2 separate regions of the Homo sapiens genome follow, and region 2 is linked to region 1. Evidence: chromatin loops called from intact Hi-C (ENCODE). Cell type or tissue: Caco-2. All regions are shown on one strand. Links, peaks and the distances in the headings refer to the core of each region. The heading gives the core; the rest is flanking DNA.

Region 1 (9,067 bases), core at 1,068-9,067:
GGGCTTTGTGGGAGGGCACTGAGAAATGAGACTCTCATGATTAGTTCTCCTGGTGGAGCATCTGTGACCACCCATTATCCCATTGTTACCTTAGTTTAGTGGGTAACAGTTATCCAGGTAAGATGATGAGGGAGGGAAAGAAAAAAGAAAAAAGCAACTCTTCTCACTACAAATAGTTCCTAGCTTATTCAACTATGTATCCTGTGGATTAATGGACAAATTCCTTAGTAAGCTATTCAAGACCTTTTGGAGCCTAGCCTTTTTATTTTTCTCTTTTCCTGAATATATACTAGACTTTGAGTAACACTGGATCTCCTGAAGCCCACTCAGGGAAACCCTTCAAAGTGCATGAAAGAGACAGAGAAGTGCAGATAAAGATGATGAAGAAGGCATAATGGTGACTCTGTGCTTGTTTTCAGGTCAAGATGTCAGCATTCTGATAAGGTGGCCATCTGAGAGACAGAAAGCTATGTATCCATAAAGATTTTTCTTTATCTACTTGGGACAAACTTAAAGTTTCTATGACCTTAATAAGCTCTTTGATAAATTTTCATGTTCTATGTCTCCCATAGAATGCCTACAGCATGAGAAACATTTTTTTGGTATGTTTAATGTAATCTATATGTCATCATTCATGACAGTGCCTATCAGAGTAAGTAAATCCAGGTGTTAGAAAAAAACCCCAAATATTAGTGGTTTAACACAATAAAATATATTTTTCACTCACATCACCATCCAATCAAAGTTAGTGGGCAGTGGAGAGAGCTTTGTTCTATGAAGCCAATCAAGGACCCAGACATTTCTCCCATCTTGTCGTATTGTGAGCTTTAGCAATGGTTAGCATGGTTTAGTCCAAGGTTGTCATGGAATGGAAAGAGGGAGACAGTGGGGTGAAGGCTCACCTGTTCTTAGTTGCCTAGATGCAGAAGTGAAACTCTATTTCTGCTCAAATTCCATTGGTCAGAACTGGCCACATGACCTTACCTAGATGCAAGGGGAGTGGCTAGGCAAAGCAGTTTAGCTTCATGCCCAGGGAGAGGAATTGAGGTTTGGTGAGCATCCATGACACTTTTGAAATGTCACTTCCTCTCTGAAGCAAGTGCCTAGTACTGCACCTGTTACATGGCAGGCACTCAGAAATATTTTTTGAACAAATACATGAAATGAATGAATATGTATAGGCTTCTGCTGTTATGTTCTAAGGCAGAAAATGGGAAGGAAATAATTTTGAGAGAAGCAAAAATCTGTCTGGTACCCCCAATGTATTCATGACCATTTATTTGTAAAATTATTTCACAAGCACTCTAGGAATTTATACTCTTTGAAAGCTGTTTTCATTTATTCAACAAACTGTTGAGTGCCTTCTATATCAAGTGCTATGCTGTGTGCTCAGGAAATAGAGGTGGAAGTCATCATTCCTGCCCATTGGTAACTCACTTGGAATGCATCTAGAGGGAAGTGGGAAAAGAAGCCAGTAATCACAGCTATGATGTAGGCACCATGATAGAGATACAGATGGATTGTGGTGGTTATGCTGGGAAATGGCACCTAATTGAGTCAGGAATGGGTGTTGTGGGGTTTCATTGTCTAGAAGAGGTGGTATCTTGGTTGGATGAACATGAGTTTGCTAGTTGATACCTGTAAGAGAAGGGTAGAGGGAATGGTGTGTGCAAATTCGACAGTTTATGGAACTGCAATTCCTTCAGTAGGTCAAAAAGGTGTGATGGAAATACTGGGAGATAAGGCTGGAGAGGTAGGCTTGGGCTGAGTCACAAAGCACTTCTAAACTGCATTAAATAAAGAATGAATAGGGGTTTAGAGTAGGAATTATGCGATTTGTCTCTATCAAATGAAAGAATTGATACACACAGTAATATCTAAGCAGCCACGTTATCCATATTGACCAGTCTATTTTTCTCCTTAGATCGGCCTCAAATAATATAAAATTGCTAAATTAAAAAATAAACAAAAACCCGTTCATAGTATTTTGAGGACGATCCTTTTGTGGGAAGAGATTAGAAATAAGAGCACAAAGAAAGGTGTACAATATCCTCCATTCAAGTAGCCTTGCCTCAGATAGAACAGGAAGGAGGCCCATTTCAAGGAAAACAAAGGAATTGGCTTCATGATTTTACAAGAACTGTATCTGTCAATAGAGAGGATTCTTCTAGGAAAATGTTTTAAGATGGACTAGGGAAGAAAACTAGGAACAATTAGGGGAGCTCCTGCTCTTGGTACTTCTGCATCAGTGAAGAGTTTGTTAAAGTTGTTCATTTAAGGAACCAAGCATCAGCTCACTTCAATTAGTAGTTATTGAGCATTCATTCCTCCTTCATTCATTCAGCACATTTCAATGACACTTTTGTGCCCTGCACTAAGTCAGGTGCTGCAAGGAAGTAAAAGTTATGGTCTTGCCCTTGAGAAGATTCAACTAACACATGAATCTAGTGATTTCTAACCAAGGATGTGCTCTCCTTAGGTATCAAGGGAAGCTGGGCACTGTGGCTCATGCCTGTAATTCCAGCACTTTGGGAGGCTGAGGCATGAGGATTGCTTGAAGCCAGGAGTTTCAGACCAGCCTGGACAGCAAAGCATGACCCTGTCTCTATAAAAAAATTTAAAAATTTAGCCAGGCGTGGTGGTATGTGCCTGTAGTCCCAGCACACTTGGGAGGCTGAGGTGGGAGGATGGCTGGAGCCCAGGAGTTTGAGACAGCAGTGAGCTATGATTGTGCCACTGCAATCCAGTCTGGGCAACAGTGAGAGCCTGCCCAAAAAAAAAAAAAAAAAGGAACAAATGAGAGAGAGACAGAATGAATATTAGTCTAAAACGCCTTGGAGTTCAAAGTTCAGATTCAAATCTTGACTGTATGTTTGGGCAACCACTAACTGGTTGTCTGACCTTTAAATATTTTCAACTGCAAAATGAAGATAATAACAGCTACATTGCAATTTCCAGGATTAAATGAGATGACTCATGAAAGTTTTGTGTGAACAGTGCACAACTTTGCAAACATTTGTGATACATTATTAAATGTGAACGTACTAGGAGTTGAAAGCAGTGGTTTTCAAAGTGTTTGTTGAAACACTAATGCCCAAGATTGGAAACAGGCCTTTCTCAAGAAAAGAGTTCTATGGTCAAACACATTTGGGAGATGCAGGATCAAAGAAAGTAAAACATGGTTCTTATGCCTGTAAAATGCTAGTATGCATTGTGAATCTCAAGGAAAACAAATATTTTGTGTCTCTCTCCCCCACATTAATGTGATCTGGTGATCTACCCCTACTCCCACTGCAGCATCTCTAGGACCTTGAGATGGACAGAACTCACTCTGGGAAAGACTGCTCTCCAGAAGGAAAAGTATGAACCTTTCTTTCAATTTTACAGTCCCACCACCCAGGCTGGCACCGTGGCTCAATGCTTGTAATCCCAGCACTTTGGGAGGTGGAGCACTTTGGGAGGCAGAGGTGGGAGGATCACGTGAGTCCAGGAGTTCAAGACTAGCCTGGGCCATATAATAAGACTTCATCTCTACAAAAAATTAAAAAATTAGCCTGGCATGCTGGCTCGCGCCTGTATTCCCAGCTACTTGGCGGAGGGGCTGAGGTGGGAGGATCACTTCAGCCCCGAAGGTCGAGGCTGCACTGAGCCACGGGCGCACCGCTACACTCCAGCCTGGGCGACAGAACCTCTGTCAAAACAAAACAAACAAAAAATGCTAAGCCATTCTTCATCAGACAGTCTAGGAAACTCATTTCCAAGCAGTGTTGAGATTTCCACCAAGGAAGCCCAGAGAAAAGGGCCAGGCCCCCCGCTTTACCAGGGTTAGAGGGGATCCCTCATAGAATCGGGGGTGTGAGGTGCTGTGGTGGATACATTTAATATTCTTTCCAAGACACCCATTGATGGCAAGGCAGTAGCAGATAGCAACAAAAGCAGAGAGCAGGGCTGATCCTCAAAGACTTTATAGACTTTTTATAAAAACTCTAAAAGTCAAGTAACAACATGACTACTCCGCTTCTAAGTAAAGTGTGCATAAACATCGCCAGAAAGACTGCCCCTGCCTCCCCAAGTCAGAGAAGTTTCCTCAGGCCAATAGCTTCCCCTCTCTTCCCCCTCCTACCGCTTGTCTCCCTTCTTCTCCCAAAACACACCCCACACCTGGCGGCATTTTACACCTTCCCAGGAAGGGGCTGCCAAGCGCGGAGTCGCGGAGGACGCAGGCGCAGCGCGGCTCAGGTACGCGGGAGGCCCCGCCCCTCCGCGCCCAGCCCTTCTGCGCCACTCCACTCCCCGCCCTGCCCCGCCCTGCCTCGCCCCTCCCCGCCTTGCCTCGCCCCTCCCCGCCTTGCCTCGCCTCGCCCCTTAGCGCCCGTCCCGAGGGGCGGGGCGGCCCTGGTGGGTGGTGTGGGAGTGGGTACGGGGAGGGAAGTGGAGGGGAGGGGGTAAGTGATAGGGTAGGGGAGGCCCTGGGAAAGGCAGGACCTCGAGGCGCGGCCGCGCGAGGTGACCGGAGTCACAGTTCCCGCAGGCGGCGACAGCAGAGCGCCCACTGCCTCCAGCAGGTAACCGGCCGCGGCCGCGCGGCGCCGGCCCAGCGCGGGCGTGGGACGTGGAGACCCGGAGGAGGGCGGCGGGACCCGGGCGGGGAAAGGCGCGGCGTGGCTTGGCTCAGGTGCGCTTCTCCCACCTGGCAGCTCGCTCAGGGCTGTGGGGGGTGCCTGTGAGGGCGGCCCCGCCTTGCGGGCTGGAGGTGAGTGTCAGTTCTGTCTCTTTTGTCTTTAACTTTCTTTAAAATGGGGCCGTGGTGGGGCCCAGGGGCTGTTCCCACGTCTCCTCAGCGACGCCTGTGTCGCGGGGGCCTGAGAGAGCTTTAGGCCCCGCGACAGCTGGAAGCGCGGTGGTCTGGAGGGCACCAGGGGTGGGCGACGGGGCGAGGCTAGGTCCCCGCTGGCCAGGTGGGCGGCTCTGCCTAGGGGGACCCGTGACCGGGGACGGTGGAGACCCCAGCCCAGGCGGGGACGGCCGCGCGCCGGGCGCCCGGCTCCCTGCTCCGTGCTCGGGCTTCCGACGGCGCGTCCAGGTGGTTTCTGGGCTCTGGGGAAAGAGAAGCGAATTTCCTTTCCCTGGCGGGGTCTGATGAGAAGAGCTTCGCAGAGGGTTTTTACCTGTGATGTTTCTGAAACTTTGTGAAGTGGCGAAAGGGTGTTAAAAGTGTCCCTTTACTGTGGTGTTTGCAAACCACAATCTACCCAGCTAGGTTTTAGATTTGACTTCTATTTCTTCCAGGTTTTCCTTTGCTATGGTTTTCTTTAGAGGAAGATACTGTGGATGAACTGTGGGCTATAGTGCACACCGATAGACATCTGGGTATAGACAAGATAGATGCCAAGCCAAAACCATTGATTTCTTTAGAACATTTAAAATACAGCATATAAAAGGATTGCTTTTGTAATTGAAATATTATTCTAGTTCTCCCTTTAGGTAGGCAGTTAATAGAAATTTGTTTTCCCTGATTAATATTGTAGAACATAGCCTGGAAAATATTGAGAATTAGCAACAACAACAAAATCCATTTACCAGTTTCATATTTTGATGTGTAACTTCAGCATGGTTAAAAATTGCTTTTTCTGGAAGGAGGGAGTAATGTTGCTTGCCTTTGAGAGCTGGGATATTTGCTTTTTATCATCTCTTTTGTATTTTGTAATTTTTGCTAATGAATATGAGTTACCTTCATAACTGAGGAAGAGGCCATAATACAAATTTATTCTTTGTTTAACCCTTCATGAAAAATTTAAGTATATCTTGTATTTTATTGACTTCATATGAATTATAATTGTGCATTTACGAATAAAACTAATATTGAGAGATTAATTCAGGTGGAGAGAAAATGAGTTTGAGATTCTGGCGGGACATCTGGCATAGCTGTCTAGTGGATATATACCAATAGATATATTGGTATCAGGTTTTCTGAAGTCAAGATCAGACTTACAAATGTTGGAAGCAGCAGTGGATTTGTGGTGGTTAATCCTGTAAGGGTGTAAGAAATCATTCAAGTAAGTATAGTGTAAGAAGAGGGCAAGACCAAGGATGGGGAACACCAGCATTAAGCGATGGGTAGAGACAGCCAAGGAGTCTGAGGAAGAGCATCAGGAAAGGAGGAAATCTAGGGGGCAGTGGTCTCATAGAAGCCAGGAGAGGAGAGTTTTAACAAGGAGAGAAGTCTATCTGGGAGTCAAGAACTGATTACGTGCCTATTGTCTTTGGAAGTTAGGATGGGGGCTTTAACCTCAGCAGACATAATTTAAGTACAGTGTAAGGGTAGAAGCCAAGTTTGAATGAATCTGAGGAGAGAATAGTGATTCTGCACTCACAAGTAAATGTGAGTTTAGAATCCGTATTTTGAGAAACAAAGGTTAGAAGGAGAGGCGATCCATTGATTAGGGAGATGATTAAAAAAAGAAAAGAAAAGAAAAAAGAGAAATAAGGATGATAGACTACCTTTGTGTTATCCATAATAATTACAAATTTTAAAAACGAAGTGCATCATTTCATAACATTGTTCCTCTCTCATGGTTAAGTAGCAGAAGCTGAGAGCAAGAAGCTGAGCATGTTGAAAAGAACTATTCGTGGTAAAGTAGTTATGCCCCGCCCCATCCAAATTATGAACACAATTTTAGTGGTGTTTTGTTTGGTGTATTGAGTTCAGGTGTTATAGTGTTTAAGTCACACATATAAACTGTGTTGGACTCTATTTTACCTGAGTTCCAATATGTTGATGTTCTCAACTTGCTTTTAAGTTATGCGGTTCTTTTACGTATGTCCCAATGGTTCTTCTAAAAATCTTATGTAGAAATCAGGTGTTGGGACTAAAGCAGAATCTGTGAGGCATACATCATTTAGGGCCTTTGCTTCAATTATTATTATGCATTCAGGGGAAAAAGCTCTTAGATTAAAATTTCTGTATAATGAGTTTCACTTCAGTCTTCGTTGAAAGTTTGATTTTTTTTTGTTGCTCAAGAGTTCAGACAAATCATTTTATGAGTATTTTCCTTAGGAATATGAAAAGAATAGTTAAAATGGAAAAGGCTGGCAACCAAGTGTTGATGAGGATGTGGAGCAACTGGAAGTCTCATAATCTGCTGGTGGAAGTGTAAATTGGTGTAGTCATTTTGGAAAACTTTTTGGCATTGTCTGCGAAAGTAAAACATATGCATAAGCTATGCCCAAACATATACCCAATAAAATTCTAGAAAATGCAAACTAATGTGATGGAAAAACACATCAGTGGTTACTTGGGGGTAGGGGAAAGAGAAAGTAAGGAGGGATGGATCCAAAAGGAGTATGAGGAAACTTTAGGGGATGATGGATATATTCATTTTCTTGATGAGATGATGCTTCTACCAATGTGTGTGTATGTATTTATATGTATGTATGTCACTCATTTAATTATACATTTTAAATATGTGAAATTTACTGTAGGTAAATTATACCTCAGTAAAGCTTTAAAACAGATTAAATAAAAATAAAGAATAGAAGAAAGGCACATCATTTAAGTATATTTACCTCCTTCAAATACTATAGTTATTTCAGGGTAATATAATTATGGATAATTTTTATTTTATTCATATAGTTTTCTGAATTTTTAATGTTTTGTACCACAACCATGTATTTATTTACTTCTTAAATGAGAAATTATTTCATATGTGCAAAATAGTACTTTTGACACATCTACAGATTCAGAGAATACAAATAAAATAAATAGCCCCGTGCCTATGTATTGCTTAAGAAATATACATAACCAACATTTTTTGAAGCCAACCTGTGTATTCTCCCTGATTATATCTTTTTCTTTCCACTCTCCTTGATTCTCTATATGGTTTTACCACATGTCTATGCATTCCAAACACTGTGTTGTTTAGTCTACTTTGGAACTCTGTATAAATGATATTCTACTATGTGAATCCTATGGCTTTGCTTTTGCACATTCTGTGAGATTCCTTCATGCTGATGTGTTGTAGTTTGTTCACTTTTTATTGCCGCGCATAATTTCATTGTGTGACTTTACCATTCTTTATCCATTATCCTGCGGATGGATATTTAGGATGTTTTCAGTCTTTTTTTTTATTTTTTTGCTTTTAAATTTAATTTTTACTTTTTTCCATTAAAATCTGTTTTTAAGTGACCCTTCTAACTCATGTCTCTTTGTGTTCATGGTTTTAAAAACCTTCAGTTTTGCTGGAAAACACCGGATTGTTTTATAAAGTGGCTGTACCAGTTTATAGCCTCACAAGCGGGATGTAAGTGTTCATTTTGTTCCCTTTTTCAGCAACATGTAAGACACTTCTACATTCGTAATTACCTGAATTTTTTTTCTTTTAGACAATCGGGTGAGAAATGGTATCCCATTGGGGGTTTAATTTAAATTTCCTTAATTACTGATGATGTTGAACCTTTCATTGTTTATGTTTTGTGGGTGTTTATGTCTTTGGCCATTTTTTTGTTGTTGTTTTTTTACTTTAAAACATAGATTTTTTTTTTTTTTGAGACGGAGTTTTGCTCTTATTGCCCATGCTGGAGTGCAATGGCATGATCCTGGCTCACTGCAACTTCTGCCTCCCGGGTTCAAGCGATTCTCCTGTCTCAGCCTCCTGAGTAGCTGGGATTATAGGTGCATGCCGCCATGCCTGGCTAATTTTTTGTATTTTTAGTAGAGACGGGTTTTTACCATGTTGGCCAGGCTGGTCTCGAACTCCTGACCTCAGGTGATCCACCTGCCTCAGTCTCCCAAAGTGCTGGGATTAACAGGCATGAGCCATTGCACTCGGTCTAAAAATGGATTTCTGTAATAGAAGCTCTTTATATATTCTGGATGTGAATCCCTTGTCAGTTATGCACGTGGCACATTTCTTTTTCTCCAAGTGAGCAGCCTGTCTTTTACTTTCTTTATAGTGTCTTTTGATTAACACGTTTTATATATAGTTGAATATAGTTGACTCTGTCAACTTTTTGTTTTATGGTTTGTGCTTTTGGCATCTTGTTTAACAAATCTTTACCTTCCCTGAGA
Region 2 (10,152 bases), core at 1-8,000, 54 kb after region 1:
CTCATCAAACATTTAAAAGTGACTTATCTATATTTTTTACAATAAATGTTATATATATATATTCCAACTTGGATGTGTATATACACATCTTTATATGGTATTTTGAATAACATTTTATAAACCAATATTTCTAATTTTTTAGGTTTTTTCGTGAAGGTGGGAATGTTTAGCTCGGGAGAGTTGATTTATAAGAAAAAGACACGCTTACTGAAGGCCTCCAATGGAAGAGTCAAGTGGGGAGAGACTATGATTTTTCCACTTATACAGAGTGAAAAAGAAATTGTTTTTCTCATTAAGCTTTACAGTCGAAGCTCTGTAAGAAGAAAACACTTTGTGGGCCAGGTTAGTAGGAGTTTTTATCCTTCCTTATATTTTTCTATGCATTTAAACAGTCAGTTAACAAAGGGAATACAGGATAATATTAAAGTCAAATAGAGTACAGTTCTTCAGCATCATAAATCAAAATTCAATTGCTACAAAAATCGAAACTTGTCAGACTTTTTGCTTTAATACAAATAGTTGGAATTTCTGAGCAATCAGGTTTATCTTTAAATATGTTTTTTTCTGAGCTTTTTTACTTCAAAAACGATGAGAATTATCAATTTTTCAGTACTACTGACTTGTTCCTTGTGGAAGGAGGGAACATTAAGTATTTAAATCAATTTCTTAAGTCTTCGAGTATCAAATTTATTTTGTTTAATCTTTGATTTAATGTTTAACATGGGCACTTTTTATATTCTCTTACCTGAGTTAGTTTTGAATTCCTAGAACATGTCCATTTTAACAGTGGTTGTGATATTATTTAGTTAATACTACTGTCTGGATTATTTTAAAATCTTGGTACAATTTGTATAAAACAACATAACACTTGTTAACTTGCCAGTCCTCTAGGAACTTGTTTCCTTTCCTTACTCTGAATAGACTAGTGGTAGCTGTCCATTATCTTTTACCTTAATTACGATTGTTTGAACCACATTTAAATTCCAAAATCTATATTATTGGTTTAAAAGCTTCAACTTGACAAGATATTATTAACAGTCTACATGAAATCCTCAAATTATATATGAATTTTCAAACATTGATATCAGCTCCTTGATTTACTTTTTAATATATATTTTTACGTAAAATACTAATTAAAATGTTGTTTTATCATTTATTATTTGGAAAAGAGCTTGAATTTAAGAATTCATATAACCAGCATAATTTTGAAGACCATTAAGCCTTTATGAAGTCAATTCAGTTAAAGTTTTCGTATATCATCGAGCCTCAACTTAACGGTATGAATGGAATAGGAAATTTACTTGAGATGATTTTCATGATAACATTTGTGGTGATTCCATTCTCTTGGCTAAGATTCTAGTTAGAATAATAATTCTGGAAAGGTTCTTGCTGGTCATCTGCTCCGTATGGCTTATCTGGTATAGCCTTAGGAGGAACTATGATGGGGTAGCCAAAGGGGAACTCAAGGTCTTCCACCCCTGTATCAACGAAAGTACTCTAATGTCTGTTTTACATACTGGGATTATTTGTAAGATTTCATTTGAAAGGAAGGTTCTTTAGACCAAGAAAGAAAAGGAAAAAGGTTGAAACCAATGACCTGCTCCAATCTCTTAGAAACTGAATCTCAGAGAAGTTAACTTCAAGGTAAAAGCATTTGTTAGTGCTAGAGGTAAGATGAAAATTCAAGTTTTTTTATTCCTTGTCTTCATAATAATATAATTATTGTGATGTCTTTTGTACAATTTGCATAATACTATGTATACATTCACATGTAGTATTTAAGTTACATAAGTGATGGGTACTATGAAATTACTATTGATCAAGAATGACTATTAGATTTTAATTAAGATTACACTTTATTTCTTGTAAAAGGTGATTTAAAATGCACATTCCTTACCAATCTAATTTGAATCATGATTAGCCTCAGTTTAATTATCCTTACAAAAATATTTTTGAGTGGTTGGGATCAGTTTTAAGTTGAGCTCCTAGATTTGTTGAATAGGAAAGGATACTAATAACTGTTCTAGGGGAAATGATTTTGTAATATTTCACCTTGAATTTTTGAACTGAACCTTATAAACTAGTCTTCAGAATGACTAAGCAGGTTAAATGTTTTAGCATTTAAATGTCAAATAGAGAAATCAATCTGACTTTTGGAAAAAAGAAAGATGTTTAATTTAAAATATGTAAAGCAAACTTCCAAATTTCTTCCATCAGTAAGAGTAACTAACTGTCTGAATGTAGTTATTATTATTGTGTCAAGTTAAATGATTGTACATACTTTCCTTTACAGATTTGGATAAGTGAAGACAGTAATAACATTGAAGCAGTGAACCAGTGGAAAGAGACAGTAATAAATCCAGAAAAGGTTGTTATCAGGTGGCACAAATTAAATCCATCTTGAAGACTTCACACATTAATTTGGTGAAGAACTTGACATTCTTTTAGAAGACTTATGATTTCAATTTGCTACCAATGAGAAGAGGCAAATCAACAAATTTGTCAATTTATGGGGGCTATAATTATGGTATATAATGTATCTGATAGAAAATTTGATAAGAAAATGTAATGAATTTTATCAGATATCCAAAGTAAAGGAAATGTTTTAAAACTGCAACAAGAGACACAGACAGTAAAATCAAAGTATTATTAGGATGACTAAATAAATTATAAAGTCTGTGAGAATATCAACCATAGATAGTTCTTTCTATATTATGTTTTCGCTTTTGTATTTTAAGCTTTACTTAGATATTCAAAACCTGGTATATCAAGTCTCTGTTAGTACTATTGGCATTTAGAAGACTTTACCATTATTTCAGTGCTAGGCATTATTGATTAGGTCTTGGCTCCACTGTTTACCTCTTGCTATGTATTTTCTCCCGGTAAAAATGAATTGAACCATTTCAACTATTTTCTATATTTGGAGAAAGTTTGTGCCCTGTGTTTTATAATTTTTTTACCCATAAGACATCACATTATCCCTTTGTAAGCTACTTATCTCCAAAAAACTTCAGAAATAGAAAACTACATTTTGGCAGGAATAATTGAAAACACCAGAAGGTTGAAGTTTAATTGGAAACCCAGAATATACATACTTTGCTGTTTTCTTCCCTCAAATATTTTACTATTTGTTTTATTTGGAGTTAAAATAAGAGTATCATCCATATGGTCCATCCTAATTCACAGAATTAAATGAGCTTAAATAGAAAATTCAGTATTTTATGATAATCACTTCGTTTTTAGTTTTTAAAATTTAGATTATTCTATAATTTACCGTGTTTGAGTATTTTCTCATTTTTTTCATAACCATACCTGATTATACTGTGTAACAAATATTTTCTATTGCAGTTTTCTTTCCAGTACTTATTAGAACTCAGTATTTGGAAATAATTTCAGCTTAATTGACCATAAGAACTGTGGCCAAAAAGAACAGTTTTTTGGAGAGGCAGATGACATTATACCTGATTTTAGAAAATCTCACTTTATTTTTGCTAATAAGTAGACTAAGTGCTCTGTGTTCTCAGTCTTCCCTTTTTTTCTGCCCCCATTCTTACTTTGTCCCAGGCATGCAGAGAAAGATGGTGATATTTTAGGCCAGGAGTATACCTTGCTATAACCTAAGCATGCCTTCTTTATTCCAGCTCCTATGTTCTGTGTATATCATTAACATTTTCCCAAATAAACACTTAATTCTCTTTTCCCTAGGTGCCATCTCCTCAAGCTACAAAATGTCCACATCTTATATCCCCTTTGCTTCTACTGCTCTGATTTTGTGGTACCAGTACTCTCTGCCACTGAACATTTTGAAATATTTTTGTTTTAGATTTGCAAAAAATGACATATAGGTCAGTACTCACATGGATTTTTAAGATAAATCACCTGTGTGATAATATTTTGAATCTGAGACGAATACAACTTTTAAAAATTGTTTTTAAAAATAGACTTTTTTTTTTAGAGCAGTTGTAGGTTAACAGAAAAATTGAGAGGAAGATAGAGATTTCCTTTCTCCCCTGACAAAGCCCTCAACAGCCTCCCAGGCTATCAGTATCCTGCACCACAATGGTACATTTGTTACAATCAATGAACCTACTCTGAAACATCATTATCATCCAAAGTTCATGGTTTACATTAGAGTCCCCTCTTGGTGTTATACATGCTAGAGGACAAATATATGATGATATGTATGCATCATTATAATATAGTATAGTTTCGCTGCCCTAAACATCCTCTGCAAATGCAACTATTTTAATGGGTACCAAAGAAGTAAATGTATTTACTGGCTTTTAGATAATAAATAACGGGCTTTATTGTTTATTTTAAAAGCTACAATTTGTTTTAGCTGGTTTCTCTGTTCTATTAATGCTTTGAATTTCCAAATTTAATATATGTAGTCATGCATTTAACTTAATATTTAATTATTTGATTTATTTAATTTTCTATATTCTTACAATGTATGTATGATGTATAATTTAAGGGAAAGCTATGACTTCTCAGTTTCTTAGAATCCTAGGTAAATAAAACAATAAAAAGAAAACCCTTACATTTAAAAGAGCTTTCAGGTACAGAAGTATTGATACAACTAAGATCCTAAATGTTTTAATTAGTGTTTACTTAAGCCTTTTTCAGGTGAGGAGGTACTAATGCTGGTTATTTCCTTGAAGCTTTATGTGGACCTATAAATAAAAATCCAATCTCCTGCTAATAGGTATGCATATTGTGAGAAAAACGTTAGGAGCTGGTAGTAAAAAATGAGATTCTATGCCAAAATAACTTCTCTTCATATTTGCCTAGGCATTTCTTGACCTTTACCCACTTACGCAAGGAGAAGGAAATCATAATGATGTCATGTGATCAAAGGAAACCATGGAAGGGTTCACGCTGATAGCTGATAGCTTTTACAGTGCTCATTCCTAACAGTGGATTTACTTGTAAGCTTTCAGATCAACACAAATAGCTGCAGCCTGGGTTAAAATATAACATCACTATTTGGCTTTTGTTTTGCATGATTTTTAAAAGCAGTACTCCTAGGGAAATGGCCTCTGAAGTATATCAGTTTCATCTCTTACCAAGACTGTTAAGAAGAAACTAGTGGGATTTTGAACAAGTTATATAATTGTGGTCTGAAAAGACCCTAAACTGAAGTTCTGTTTAAATATAGTTACATGAATTTCTCTGATACTAATGTACTCAACAGCCAGGTATAAACTATATCTCCTAGTAACATTTTCCATTTTTGTTTAATCAAATACTTGCTTATGAAGGATTTCAGAAATTTGTAATAAATGTCAGCTTTTGATAGCATAGCAGTAATTGACATTTCAAAAATATATATTTCTTTCTGTGTTTGGTTGGGTGTAATGAGGAAAATACCTGATAAAATGTCTGAAGACACTTTCTAATGTTATCTTGGTGCATAAGCTGTAATTTTTATTCAAAATTAAATTTCAAATGTTTGCAGTTTTGGCTAAAACATTGAGTTGAAAGAATTATGAAAAGTGGGCCCATATGAAGTACCATGTTCATTTTGAAATATAGATTTAAGATTTAGAAATATATTAAAAGAGTTAATGGAGCCTCCTAAATTGGATTTTATTTTGTGGGTGAAGAATTGTAGGAAGATGAATGTGGCCTACAGTTTTAGTAATCTCCTAGTGGAGTTTTTTTTAACTTAGTACTTTTTTAGTTTTAAGTTTTTTAATCTATAAAAAATGTGATTTCTATAAACCATGATTACAATAAATAATTATATTAAACTGTAGGACTCTCATAATGGCAGTAGATGTCTAGAAAGAAAGTTCTGGGCTGGGGTACGATGGCTCATGCCTGTAATCCCAGCACTTTGGGAGACCGAGGCGGGCGGATCACAAGGTCAGGAGATGGAGACCATCCTGGCTAACACAGTGAAACCCCGTTCTCTACTAAAAATACAAAAAATTAGCCAGGCGTGGTGGTGGGTGCCTGTAGTCCCAGCTACTTGGGAGGCTGATGCAGGAGAATGGTATGAACCCAGGAGGAGGAGCTTGCAGTGAGTCGAGATCGCGCCACTGCACTCCAGCCTGGGTGACAGAGCGAGACTCTTGTCTCAAAAAAAAAAAAAAAGTTTTGTATGTCTTCTGAAACAATAGAAAGCTATCTGATTCTATGTTAAACTAAATCACCAAATGAGAATATGACTTTTAAATGGTGATGATGTTTATTCAGTATTGATCTTCATATTCTATGCTGTGGGATTTGTTTCTGGGTCATCCTTTTTTTTTTTTGTGAGATGGAGTCTCACTCTGTCGCCCAGGCTGGAGTGCGGTGGCACAATGTTGTCTCACTGCAACCTCCCTCTCCCAGGTTAAAGCGATTCTCATGCCTCAGCCTCCTGAGTAGCTGGGATTACAGGCACCCACCACCATGCCCGGCTAATTTTTTTGTATTTTTTTTTAAGTAGAGACAGGATTTTGCCATGTTTGCCAGGTTGGCCTTGAACTCCTGACCTCAGGTGATCCACCTGCCTCGACCTCCCAAAGTGCTTGGATTACAGGTGCAAGCCACTGTGCTGCCTTTAGTTTCTGAGGCAGTAGGATGATAAAAATGTCTGCCCTTCAGGATAGGATACTTATTTTAGCAGAAATAAATTTGGTTAACTGTGGTTTAAAATTGTCTTTTAATTTCTGAGTCTTTCATCTTTCTTGATTATATAATGTATGAAGTCAATCTCGAAACCACATTTTTAAATGGGCCATTTTATATGATATATTTAATAACTAAATGCAAAAAAAATCTAGTACTTCACACAAAGAACCATGCTTAGTGCTTTCAGGGATACAAGAATGAATAAGCCATTGTTTACACTGAGATTTTATATTTAGGTAGGTAAATGAAATAATATAAAGCAAGATTCTAGTAGAAAGCAGGTTTTAAGGTATGAACAAAATGCTTTAGAGGCTCAAATAAAGAAAGAATTTAATGCAGCGGAAGGAATTAGGAAAGGTTTGGTAGGTCCCTGACCTGAAACACACAAAACCAAGCACTGCTGTTCATGATCACTGACTCTGCCTCCCTAGCCATCCTACTTCATTTGTGTTGTCAGCTGACTCACTGTGAAAAACAGTTTATACATTCTTTCACTCTTTTCTAACCTTTAGCCTGCCTGCTGCTTTCTTTGCTCTTAGTAGAAGACCTTATGTCATGATTCGCAAAGAAAATAATGTCAGGTTTTCCTCCAACTTCCTACCACCATATCCACAAACTTGTTTTTACCCATATACATCCTTTCCCCCATTATGTTGGAAAGCCAGTCCTTCCTCATGACTTCTGAACCCAGTCCTCTCCGCATTCTCTGGGATTTCGTTCCATTTATTATGCCCATTTTCTCCTATTTTTGAACCATTCCCACTCACTCTACTGGATTCTTTGTTTCATCTTTGAAACCTCTGGTGTGTGGCTGTATCAAAATTGGTTGGTGATGTGTTTGATGCAAAGAACCCTACGGATACAGTTTTGGGGGTTAGGTTTTTGTATTGATGAAGGAACCCGTGTAAACACCGATGGACTGAATGTTTATGTTCCCCCAAAATTCATATGTTGAAATGCTAACCCCAAAGATGATAGTATTAGGAGGTGGGACCTTTGGGAAAAGATTAGGTCGTTAAGGCATTGGTAATTAGGCTGTTAAGGGATTAGTGCCTTTATAAAAAAGACCCAAAGAAATCCCTTGCCCCTTCTACCAGCTAAGGTTACAGTGAACAGATGACTTTCTATGAGGAAGCAAGCCTTTACCCAAAACCAAATCTGCCGGCATCTTGATATTAGACTTCCCAACCTCCAGAACTGTGAGGAATAAATGTTCATTGTAAGCTACCTAGTTTATGGTATTTTGTTATATCAGCCTGAATGGACTAAGAAACGTTACATAAAGCAGGAGCCAATGCAGCATGCTCCCCATAGAGGTGTGTCTTCCGAGGTCCCCAAAGCTTTCCCTGGGTTGGACTGCTACGGGTGAGTCTATGCATAGCCAGTGAAGATTCTCAGCACCAGAAGCTCTTTTCATTCTCACAGGAGTTTCTTTCCTCACTTTCCTTCTTCCACCCGACTGTTCCCAAGCATAGCCTTCATGTCTGCTTGCTCAACAAGTGTTAGTAATTGGTAGTCTACAATCCCAACAAATTCTTGAGTAATTATTAGAATTTAAGTGTAACTAACTCAATGAATAGGAAGGTTGGTTTCTCAGCATAGCATCCGTTAGGTCACCTTTCTCTGTGGTTTCTTTCTTAAAAAAATATTCCTAGACTTCCTCTCCTGTTCTAGATTCTGCCTTATCTGTTCTCCTCTTTATAGATAATTTCTAACCGCTCTGTCCTTAGTCCATTCTCTTCAATCTTCCATCCTCACCACTCCACCAAAGTTCATGTTAAAGTCTTAATAAATGCTTTTCAGCTATTTTTTTTCCTTTATTCTCATCAACTTTCTTAACAATAGCTTTCTCTCTCTCTCTTTCTCTCTCTGTCTCTCCCTGCCTCTCTCCTTGAAACCGTCTCTTCCTCTGGCTTTCATGTCATTATGCTCTGCTTATTTTTTTAACAACCTTCCTAGTCTGTTCTTCTCTGTTCGGCTCATCTTCATGCACCTGACTTTAAAAAGTAGAAGTTCTTTAGGACTCAGTCATAGGCCACCTTTTCTTGTCATTCCACACTGTTTTCCAGGGCAACGTCATCTATTTCCATGGCTTGAAATGCTATCTACTGTCTAATTTACATCTCTACCCAAATCTTGCTATGAGTTCCACTGTCATATAGCTAATGTGGACATCTTTTCTTAAACGTGTTCTAAATCAAACTTTTGATTTCCCATTCCTACCACAAGTGTGATCTTCACTTTTCCCCATCTGAGTAAAAGGCACTGTCATCCACCTAGTTGGTCATCCCAGAAACCTATTCATTGAGTTAATTACACTTAAATTCTAATAATTATTTAGAAATTTGTTGGAATCATTTTCTACCAGTTACTAACACATGTAAATGGAAAAACTATTTCTCTTTCTGTATTCTGGTTGTGCTGGGGGGGGGGGGGGAAATTAAAACAAGAAAAGCTGTTTCTTTATTCTTACAATACTTCTGACACCAAATGTGTGGGCTTTTCCCACCAAGCAATTCTTTAATTCCCTGTGGACACCAACTGGGTGTTGTATAATTTACCTTAATTCCAACACTACCCAGAGTTAGCACAGACCCCACAAATTAAGGGCCCAGTTCCACAGACTGCCCCCCACTTCCTATGCCAATCATAAGTGGCAGGTCTCCAGGCTGCCCACAACTTTGGTCTTACTTGACTACAAATTGGAGCTTCTCATGACACCTCAGGTTTGATAATTTGCTAAAATTGTTCACAGAACTCAGGGAAACAGTTTATGTACATATGTCAGTTTTTTATAAAGGATTCAAATCAGGAACAGCCAAATGGAAGAGATGCATGGGGCAAGCCAGTGGGGAGGGATGTGGAAGTTCCCTGCCCACTCGGGGAGTGCCACCTTGCAGGCTCTTCGATATGCTTACCAACAATAAGCCCTCTGGACTTCAGTTAAGATTTTTATGAAGATGTCATTACATAGGCATGGTTGATTAAGTCATTAGCCATTGGTGGTTGAACTCAGTCTCTACCCACTCTCTCCTCCCCAGAGGTTGAGGGGGCTTGGGAGATGGACCTGAAAATTCCAACCCTCTTAACTATATTTTTGTTTTCCTGGCAACAAGACCCTCATTCTTGACGGCTTTCCAAAAGTCACCTCATTAACATAAACTGGGGTGTGTTTGAAAGGGGCTTGTTAGGAATGACACAAGATGCTACTTTCACCTTCATCGCTCTGGAGCTATTTCAGGAGCCAGGGACAAAAACCAAATATAAGAAAAGATGCCTCATCACACTTATTGCTTAGGAAATTCCAAGGGTCTTAGGTGTGTTGATGGTACAGTGGTGAGCATAGCTGCCTTCTAAGGGTTTTAGGAGCTCTGTGCCAGGAGTCAACGACAAAGACCAAATCTATGTTATATCAATATCACACCTTGGAACTCTTCTCTTATCTCCCATACTCAAGTCACCCTGTTCAGAAATATATATATCCTAAATAGATCTTGAATGCACCCACTTCTCCATCTCCACTTCAACTTC

What was found. Peaks named below come from ENCODE experiments on the same cell type or tissue, not always from the same donor. Only the 100,000 strongest peaks of a DNase experiment are listed, where the experiment ranks them.
Region 2: a loop joins it to region 1, with 2.1 times the contacts of the local background. A loop is called at or near these places in 3 of 110 quality-filtered maps.

What each region holds. Positions count from the first base shown.
Region 1 is chr14:91,831,869-91,840,935 of GRCh38, reverse strand. All of the region lies in intron 1 of TC2N (tandem C2 domains, nuclear), which reads left to right. It overlaps LOC124903362 (a long non-coding RNA gene), which reads right to left and starts at 842. Exons shown (of 2, transcript XR_007064307.1): 1 at 728-842. In Caco-2, for the core only: no CTCF peak of the experiment used is centred there; a DNase peak (open chromatin) is centred at 4,365; H3K4me3 peaks cover 2,331 bases.
Region 2 is chr14:91,775,352-91,785,503 of GRCh38, reverse strand. It overlaps TC2N (tandem C2 domains, nuclear), which reads left to right. Exons shown (of 12, transcript NM_001128596.3): 11 at 143-342; 12 at 2,294-5,758. The coding sequence ends at 2,404. Among named protein-coding and RNA genes, the nearest start is that of CATSPERB, 48 kb to the right of the region's middle. In Caco-2, for the core only: no CTCF peak of the experiment used is centred there; no DNase peak of the experiment used is centred there.